2 separate regions of the Homo sapiens genome follow, and region 2 is linked to region 1. A link is an interaction called in ENCODE POLR2A ChIA-PET data of the cell type or tissue named here. Cell type or tissue: OCI-LY7. All regions are shown on one strand. Links, peaks and the distances in the headings refer to the core of each region. The heading gives the core; the rest is flanking DNA. Region 1 overlaps HSD17B12 (hydroxysteroid 17-beta dehydrogenase 12). Region 2 overlaps LOC124902807 (potassium/sodium hyperpolarization-activated cyclic nucleotide-gated channel 4-like).

The links. ChIA-PET counts read pairs that join two places held together with the same protein. Peaks named below come from ENCODE experiments on the same cell type or tissue, not always from the same donor. Only the 100,000 strongest peaks of a DNase experiment are listed, where the experiment ranks them.
Region 2: POLR2A ChIA-PET joins it to region 1 with 5 read pairs; 2 of 35 experiments call an interaction of 5 or more read pairs at or near these places.

The regions. Positions count from the first base shown.
Region 1 is chr11:43,770,569-43,774,956 of GRCh38, reverse strand. All of the region lies in intron 3 of HSD17B12 (hydroxysteroid 17-beta dehydrogenase 12), which reads right to left. Among named protein-coding and RNA genes, the nearest start is that of HSD17B12, 92 kb to the right of the region's middle. In OCI-LY7, for the core only: no CTCF peak of the experiment used is centred there; no DNase peak of the experiment used is centred there.
Region 2 is chr11:43,577,022-43,581,378 of GRCh38, reverse strand. It overlaps LOC124902807 (potassium/sodium hyperpolarization-activated cyclic nucleotide-gated channel 4-like), which reads left to right. Exons shown (of 3, transcript XM_047428006.1): 1 at 1-362; 2 at 1,369-2,005. It also overlaps a transcript of HSD17B12 not described here. Among named protein-coding and RNA genes, the nearest start is that of MIR129-2, 2.2 kb to the left of the region's middle. RefSeq lists an enhancer at 1-700 and silencers at 1,761-2,020, 2,121-2,170, 4,066-4,357. In OCI-LY7, for the core only: a CTCF peak has its summit at 2,107; a DNase peak (open chromatin) is centred at 2,138; H3K4me3 peaks cover 1,761 bases.

The DNA of each region.
Region 1 (4,388 bases), core at 296-4,295:
AGTCAACTGATTAGGGACCTTAATAATATCTATAAACTCCCATTGCCTTTGCCATATAATGTAACCAATCACAAGAATGGCATCCATGATGCTCACAGGTCCCACCTAAACTTAAGGGAAGGGAATCATATGGGGTGTATATACCTGAAGGTGAGAATCTTGGGGAACATCTTAGAATTCCACCTACCTTGGAATTCTTACCCCTCTGTATCTTACTTGGATCATGTCTCAAATGAGAATAATATAAGTACCAATCTCAAAGGGGTTTTCAAGGATTCAATGAGTTGATTTCTATAAACCTCTTCGAAGAGTCTCTAGCACATTTAATTGTTATAGAAATAATGACTTGATAAAGATAAATAAATGAAAAGAGTGGTCCATGGGTTGTTGGACCCTCAGTTTTCTTTCATTCCAATTAGGGCTGATGTAAAATTACAAAGTCTTGGCCAGGCGTGGTGGCTCATGCCTGTAGTCCCAGCTCTTTGGAAGGCCGTGGGGGGCAGATCATGAGGTCAGGAGATCGAGACCATCCTGGCCAACATGGTAAAACCCTGCCTCTACTAAAAACACAAAAAATTAGCTGGGCGTGATGGCATGTGCCTGTAATCCCAGCTACTTGGGAGGCTGAGGCAGGAGTACCGCTTGAACCTGGGAGGCAGAGGTTGCAGTGAACCGAGATTGTGCCACTGCACTCCAGCTGGGTGACAGAGCGAGACTCCATCTCAAAAAAAAAAAAAATTACAAAGTCTTACATAAAACATCTTGGTTTTCTTTAAAAATTCTTTAAAAAAATTGGAAAATGTGGCACCCCTGAGCTTGCCCTACAGCGTAGTAACAGCTAGAGCTGACACCTTTACATGGGGCATGTGTTCAGTTTTGCCTCACCCCAGCCCACTTAGATCATTCCTATCACCAGCCTGGTTTCTATAAGCATACACATATGTGACCTAGGATCTACCTGGATCCCTTTCAGGCTATACCCGATGTACAACAGAAACAGAAAAGAGAGGCATAGAGTAAAATATATTTTCCAAAGACATTTAATGTTAAACTTAAAAACATAAAAGGGCAAAAAGCAAAAAATATACTTTCTATTCCATTTTCAAAAAGTCAAAAGAGAAATAAGCTAAGGAATCAAAATGTAGACATCTAGGAAAAACATTTTGTAGGTGGTATATACAACAAAAACTTGAGATTTAAATGTATTCCTTCCAAGGCCATGAAAAATTTACACTGCACTATGAACTTTAGGTGATAACGATGTGTCAGTATAGGTTCTAATCTAACACTCTGATGTGGGAATTTTATAGTAGGGGAGGCTGCATACATATGGGGACACGGAGTATTTGGGAAGTCTCTTTACCTTCTGTTCAATTTGCTGTGAACTCAAACTACTCTAAGAAACAAAGTCGATTTTAGGCCAGGTACAGTGGCTCACTCCTGTAATTCCAGCATATTGTGAGGCCAAGGTGGGAGGATCACTGAGGTCAGGAGTTTGAGAGCAGCCTGGGCAACAGAGCAAGATTCCAACTCTATGAAAAATTTAAAGATTAGCTAGCATAGTGGTGTGCACCTGTAGTGCTAACTACTTGGGTGGCTGAGGCAGACCTGCTTGCGCCCAGGAGTTTAAAGTTACAGTGAGCTATGATCACACCACTACACTCCAGCCTGGGTGACAAAGCAAGACCTTATCTCTGAAAAAAATTTTTTTAATTCTATTTTTAAAATGAATAAATAAACCACAAAATATTTTTCAAATCTAGTAAGATAAAATGTTCTTAATAAAATATTCAAGAAATTTCTGAACATTTTCAAAATGGCTTGAAAGTTTGTGGAGTTTTTTGTTTTGAGACAGGGTCTCACTGTTGCCCAGGATGGAGTGCAGTAGCGCAATCTCTGCTCACTGTAACCTCCACCTCTCACGTTCAAGTGATCCTCCTGCCTCAGCCTCCCAAGCAGCTGAAACTATAAGCACGTGCCACCGCACCCAGCTATTTTTTTGTATTTTTGTAGAGATGGGGTCTCACTATATTGCCCAGGCTGGTCTCAAACGCCTGGGCTCAAGCGATCTACCTACCTCGGCCTCCCAAGGTGCTGAGACTACAGGGGTGAGCCACCATGCCTGGCTGAAAGCTTTTTCTTTTCCCCCCAAATCAGGTGAAAATCTGTTAATCTAAAGAAAACTCATTCACAAAAAAAGATTAGAAATAGCTCACATTCCCATGATACTCTGTTCTATTCAAGAAAAAGTAACCATTCCCATGGACTTATTTTCCATTCATACTGGATCACAAGCTAGTACATCGGCATTTTACTTGCTTTTTAAATATATTAACACTCCTAAAAGTCTGTGCAGCAGTACTTGATTTCTTTCATCTACCAAAGCAGTTGCATTGTATAAAAGTCCCAGAGGCAATGTTGCTATGTAAAATGATGATTTAAATAACATTAAGCCCTCCTTGCAAAAGTCATCTTGTAATTGTGCCAAGAGAAAATTCAATTAATAATGTTTTAACACTGTGCATGAAGGGGTGATGGAAAGAAGGCAATGCCAAAAAAAACCCCAAAATTTTTAACTCATCATTTGCTGAGATAGTTAGTACACACCAACTTAAACGAGCACACCTATTTGTTCTATGACATTTTCAAGAATGAACTTTTAAGAGAAAACAGGAGTAGGGGGATTTTATGATGGCTTATTTTCCAATTAATGCAGTAAGCTGCAACATATTTACTCTCCATCAACAGGATCTTTAAAATGTACTTTATGTCTCCTCACTATTAACGACTCAACACTTGGAACCATGCTAAATGAAGGTAAACTTCCACATGAACCAACAGATAAAATTTTGTAGGTTGAAAACTTTAAAAAGCAGTTAAATAAAAAGGTTAGATGTTCAGCTTTCGAGAGAGACAGAGATATATATATATATGCAATTACTTGTAAAACTTATAAAAACTACCAAAATAAATGAAAATAGTTAGATTTACAGGTCTCATCAAATGTTTTTGGTTTTGTCTTGTTTTGTTTTTAAGGTGACAGTTTATAGAAGAAACAAAGGTGCAAATTCTGAGTCTGCTACCATATTTGTAATATGATCTTGAGAAATGTACTCGGTATCTCAGTACCAAAGATCTTGAAAGAAACAGCAATGCTTTATACATGAGAAAGAGACTATCAAGAATGTGAGGCCAGGCGCAGTGGCTCACACCTGTAATCCCAGCACTTTGGGAGGCTGAGGTGGGTCGATCACTTGAGGTCAGGAGTCCTAGGCCAGTGTGGTCAACATGGTGAAGCCCTATCTCTACTAAAAATACAAAAATTACCTGGGCATAGTAGTGTGTGTCTTTAATCCCAGTTACTGGGGAGGTTGAGGCAGGAGAATCACTTGAGCCCGGGAGGTGGAGGTTGCAGTGAGCTGAGATTGCCCCACTGCACTCCAGCCTAGGTGACAGAGCGATACTCTGTCTCAAAAAAAAAAAAAAAAAAAAAAGAATATGAGTCCACTCCTACATATATATCCAACAGAAATGAATGTATATAATGTATATATGTGCTCCAAAAGACATGTACAGTATTGTTCATAGTCACGTTATTGATAATAGCCAGAAACTGGAAGCAACCCAAAAGTCCATCAACAATTGGATATACAACTAAATTGTAATACATTCATAAAGCGATTAAAAGGAGTGAATTATAGCTACATGTAAAAATATGGATGAATGTCACAAACATTAATGCTGAGCTGAAGAAGCCAAAACTCAAAAGAAACTATACTGTATCATACAATTTCTATAAAGTCCAAGAAGTCAAAATTAAATGATAATGTTAGAAATTAAGATAGTGGCTCCCTCTGGGGAGAAAAACAAAAAGTAGTAGGGAGCGTGTGATTCTCTCCCTCTCTAATCACTCACTAACCTGTACATGCGTATTTTTGTGATTTTCCTATGTCCGAAGTTTACATTGTTTTAGTATTCATATCTATAGATATTTGTTATGTGACAAAAGCAAAATTAGTGGAGAATATTTATAAATATACCATAATAGAAGAAATAAATTTCACTGAAAATAAGGCAAATCCTATTACTAAAATGTTCTATGCGTCTTACAAATATTCTGAAATGGCTTGCAAACAATATAGAATTTCTCTTTAGATGTCCTGCAAGGCTAAGAGGCCTTAAAGGATAATAAAGACTGCAAACTTGTTTTTCTTTTTCTTTTGAGACAGGGTCTCACTCTGTTACCCAGGCTGGAGCGCAGTGACGAGACAGTGGCTCATTGCAGCCTCAACCTCCCAGGCTTAAGCAATCCTCCACCTCAGCCTCCCCAGTGGCTGGGACCACAGGTGCACACCATCAAGCCTGGCTGATTTTTGTACTTTTTATAT
Region 2 (4,357 bases), core at 1-4,000, 190 kb after region 1:
TTCGGTTCGCCGCCGCCTTCAGCCCAGGATGTCTCCGAACCCTGGAGCCGAACAGGCTGGGTCTCCCCAGCGCGTTCCATCGCGGCTCAGTCTCACCACTCCGCGCGCTGCCCGCCCCTCCGCGCCCCTGGACTCGTGTCTCCATTTCTCCAGACCGTCCGCGATCCCCCAACTCAGCCCCGAGAGAAGTGTGTGGAGGGCGAGAAGGGGACCGCAGAGGGGCACCCGGATCCCGGAGCCCAGCCTCCACCCCTTTCCTGTCGCCCCAGCACCCGGAGCCTCCCCGCCTGCCTGTCCTATCCCTCTATCTCCCTATCAGAGTTCCGCCAGCCCCGGCTGCAAGGTCGCGGATCTCTGAACAGGTACAGTTCGGATTCCCCCCGAATCCCCTCTTATCCCTCAGAGTCCCCCAGCCAAGGTTCCAGCCGTGACTACAGGCGCTGCGTAAAGAGAAAAACTCCCCCAGAGCACTAAATAAATACAGACGAGGCCGCCAGCTCATTGGTGCGGACTAAAATCGTCACCCACCAATCAGAAGAGAGCTCACATTTCCCCCTTTTTTTTCAGAAGGGGGAGGGAGAAAAAAATATTTCCATTTCTAATTATTCAACAAAACCTAGACTGGAACATGTTAAAATATTGTTGTTGCCAAAAAAAGCGGTTCAGGACCCCCTCCTCATTCCAGCCCAAGTGAGGGGGTAGCGCGATGTATTGGGAAAGAGAGGTTTAAGAGAGCGACCTCTCCCAACGGGACCCAAGCCAGAAGATCCAGACGAAAAATGACAAAGATGAACATAAAATAAACCCAAACTCCACACTAGTCATCCTATTTCTAGAAAATTGAGAATGTCTCAACACCCCCTTTCCCACCCAAAGTTCTGAATGCTCAACTAGGTGAAGCTCCTCCCTCCGCATCCTCCCCGAAACCGTCTCAGTATTGGGTGTTTAATGGCCCATTCGCCTCAGGTGCACTTTCAACTCTGCAGCCCACCCCCCCGCCCCCAACTCTCTACCCATTCTGCAGAATGCTAGGGGGAACAACAAGGGGCGAACCCGTCATTGACTGCCTGACCCCACAACGACGGGAGATTCCACCTTCTGCGGGAGGAAGAAAGGAGGGGAGGGAAGACTAGAGATGGGGAGAAAGGAGATCTCCTTCCCTCACTCTCCCTCCCTCCCTCTTCCTCCCTCCCTCTTCCTCCATCCCGCTCGGCCCCCTCCTCCATCCCATCCATCCAAACTTTGAGGGGTTGCCCTTCTTCGCAGTGCAGCGCCACCCTTCCCACATCCTCTCCTGCCCCTCCCCCCCCCCATTAGTACCTAAGCAGGGTGTGGGCTAAGGGACGTCCTGACTATCTCCCTCCCTAGCAGTATAGTCCCCCAGTGGGGGAAACCTCACCCAGGATGGGTTACTGCAAACATTGCAAGAACTTGGGGGGAAAGTTGCCATATTTGTTCTTTGGCACCCTGGAATCGACGTGCGGGCGGGCGCGCGCGCGCGCACACACACTCCCACCCTCGCCCAGCACGCCCGGAGAAAACGTCTCTCGACGGTGGAGGCACTGTCTTCAAGTCCCTGTCGACCCACCCCCTTCGCCCATCCATCACCCTCCTGCAGCTCCGCGACCCACTCACCCTCCCACGGCATCCCCTCGGCTCCGGGACTGACAGACGCAAGCACACACCCTCCGAGCGTCTGCGCGCCCGCCGCGCCAGAGGGGCTCCGCGGTCTGCGCCCGCCGCCGCCGCGGCGCGGGGCAACTGGGAAAAAAAAGTTCTGCTCAGACTACCCGTGAGCCGACCGACTACCAGTGAGCCGACCGACCACCAGCCGACCCGGGCGCCGACTCCCTGCTCCTTACCTCGGTCTGGGGGCCACGGGAGCGCGCCGGTCCCGTCCGCACTGCAGCCAGCTGGAAGCAGCCCCTCTCCTGCCGGCCCGCTCCCTCCGGCCCCTCCCCGCCCCCCACGGGTGTTTGCCCGGCGGCAAAGCGGGTTCTTCCAGGTAAGTATATAAGTTACTGTACTGTGTGGGAGGGTCACGATCTTGGTAATTGCGGCTTTCCGAGCTTAACCCCTGCGTTCCTGCCTTCCTCCAACTTGTTGAAGACTCGTCGCTTAGCGGGAGAGCGAGCAGGCGCGCCACTGCGAGCGCCGGCCGGGAGGGGGAGCGAGGTGCGCGGGGCAGAGAGGGGACAGCGAGACAGCAAGCGACGGAGTTCAAATGCCCCCCTGGCAGCGGTTTTCATTGGATAGGTCTTCCCCCCCACCCCCGTCCCCACTGATTTGGTGCCCCCCCGCCCCCCATCTCCCATGTAGGGGACGTCTCCAGGCGAAGTCACGATTCCTTCTCAGTTCGGAATGAACTGTGACTAGAGCCATGACGCAGCCAGCGCGCATTACTCACTTTTTGCAGTCACGACTTGGGAATCCGTGCTGGTTCCAACCAAAATTACACCGCTACCATTGAATTATTTAATAGGATCCAGTTCGGGGGGTAAACTTGTGCATTGTGCCAAGCAATGAGAAGGGGTGGGGAAGAATGGGGAGGTGGAAATGAGGCCATGGGGTGTCCCTCCGCCCCCTTCTTGACTCTTGGACACCTCCCCCCAACCACCGCTCCACGTGTTGCAAGTGCTTTATTGGCGCTACCACCACTCCCGCCCCGACCGCTCCCCCCACCCCTATTTCCTTTGCAATTGTGGCAGAATTTGTAAACACAACCACGCAACTTGCAGGGCTGAGAGGGGCGAGGCTTGGGAAAGGGAACCAGTAGGTCCCAGTGAATGACGAGGAGGCCGCGGGGTGGGCCGAGAGGCTGTGAGCAGCTTTGGTTTGAACTGAATTGTCAAGACAAAGTGTGGGTTGCAGCGTTATTTGTGTTATTCTGCACATCGGTAAAAGCCCTTGTTACTATTATGAGTTGAATATTCAGTCTCAGTCAGGGAACCTTCCGAGAGAGGGACGGCTTCTGAGCTAAACATAACTCACCCACCCTCTCATCCCCCGGCCCGGGCTGCACCCCTGTTACCCTGTATCGGGGTCAGGTCACTAAAGCCAGAGGCTGTTGACAGAAGGGAAGGGGTGAATGAAGCAGAGAGACCTGGTCTCTTCTCTGTCCTGAAGGCTAGCCCCACTAATACTTACCTCACCGTCCCGAGTTTATATTTTTTAATAAACATATAAAATATTCCTGCACGTACACAAATCTTACTGCAGACCTGCAAGAGTGCTTCATTTCTCCCACAGTCTACAGCCCATCCTCACGGGCCAGCTTGAGGATGTACTTTTATTCTCCCTCTCCTGGAGTTAATCAGCATGAATGTCTTTGTGTGCGCGTGATACTCATTCCCCCTCTGCCTCTGATAATCTTCCTCCCTCCTCACCTGTCTGGCCACAGATTCGGCCAAAGTGTCTGGAGCTGACTGCACTGAATCTCAGTCTGGGTCCAGCCCACAACCCCAGAGAGCTGATGGTATTCCCAATAACATTTGGCAACTTAGAGAACACCTCCTCCCCAATTTCCCTTCAGGCTGATTTAGACTCCTTTAGCTTTTGGCTTTAAGGCGCCCCGCGATGTTCCCTAGCTTGGATTCTCTGCGCATCGCACCAGCAACTCCTGTGCTTTGGCTTCTAATTCACTAATTCCACCAACTCACTTGGGGCTTCTATGACTAGCATGCGAAAAGGGGGGAATAATAAGAAAAATGCCACACCACACTACTTTACACACCTCCCGGGAATTACAGAATACGGGGGTATGGGGGGCATGAAGTGGGAGGGGACGAGGGTCCGAATAAAACAACCTATAGGCTCTTATTTTGAGTCACCATCACCGAGGAGAAATCTTTCAAACCCACTGGCGGGAAGGTGCGGGATCCTGGGAATGGAGACCCGGATAGTGCCTGGCCTCTGCAGGGAAAGCCGGTGAGCCACTGGCCTTCCATTCCTGAAACGCCGGGCCTTGGCTCATCCTCGAATCTAACACTTCGCTCCCCCTCCTTTAAATCTTTTTTCCTTTCCTTCCCACTCACCCCTCCTTCCCCCCAAAGCTCTCACCGAAGTCACGACTATCCCTTTGAACATCCTTAACCCTCTCGTCCCCGTATCCCTCTCCTGCATCCAGGGCGGGGCTAACCGCAGCTGGCGCCAACCCCGCCCCCTGGCGCACGGAACTGAACTCACTGAGGACCAAGGCATTTTCAGCACCTATCTTCCGTGGACAGCAACCGAGTCTTGGGCCAGCCCGAACCAGGGTCGCCGTCCTTAGTTCCCGGACCGGAACCAAAAGGGAGGTTTGTCAAAGGAGTAGAGATTTTTCCCTCTCTTTACCCAACCCCATCCATGCAATTTTGAT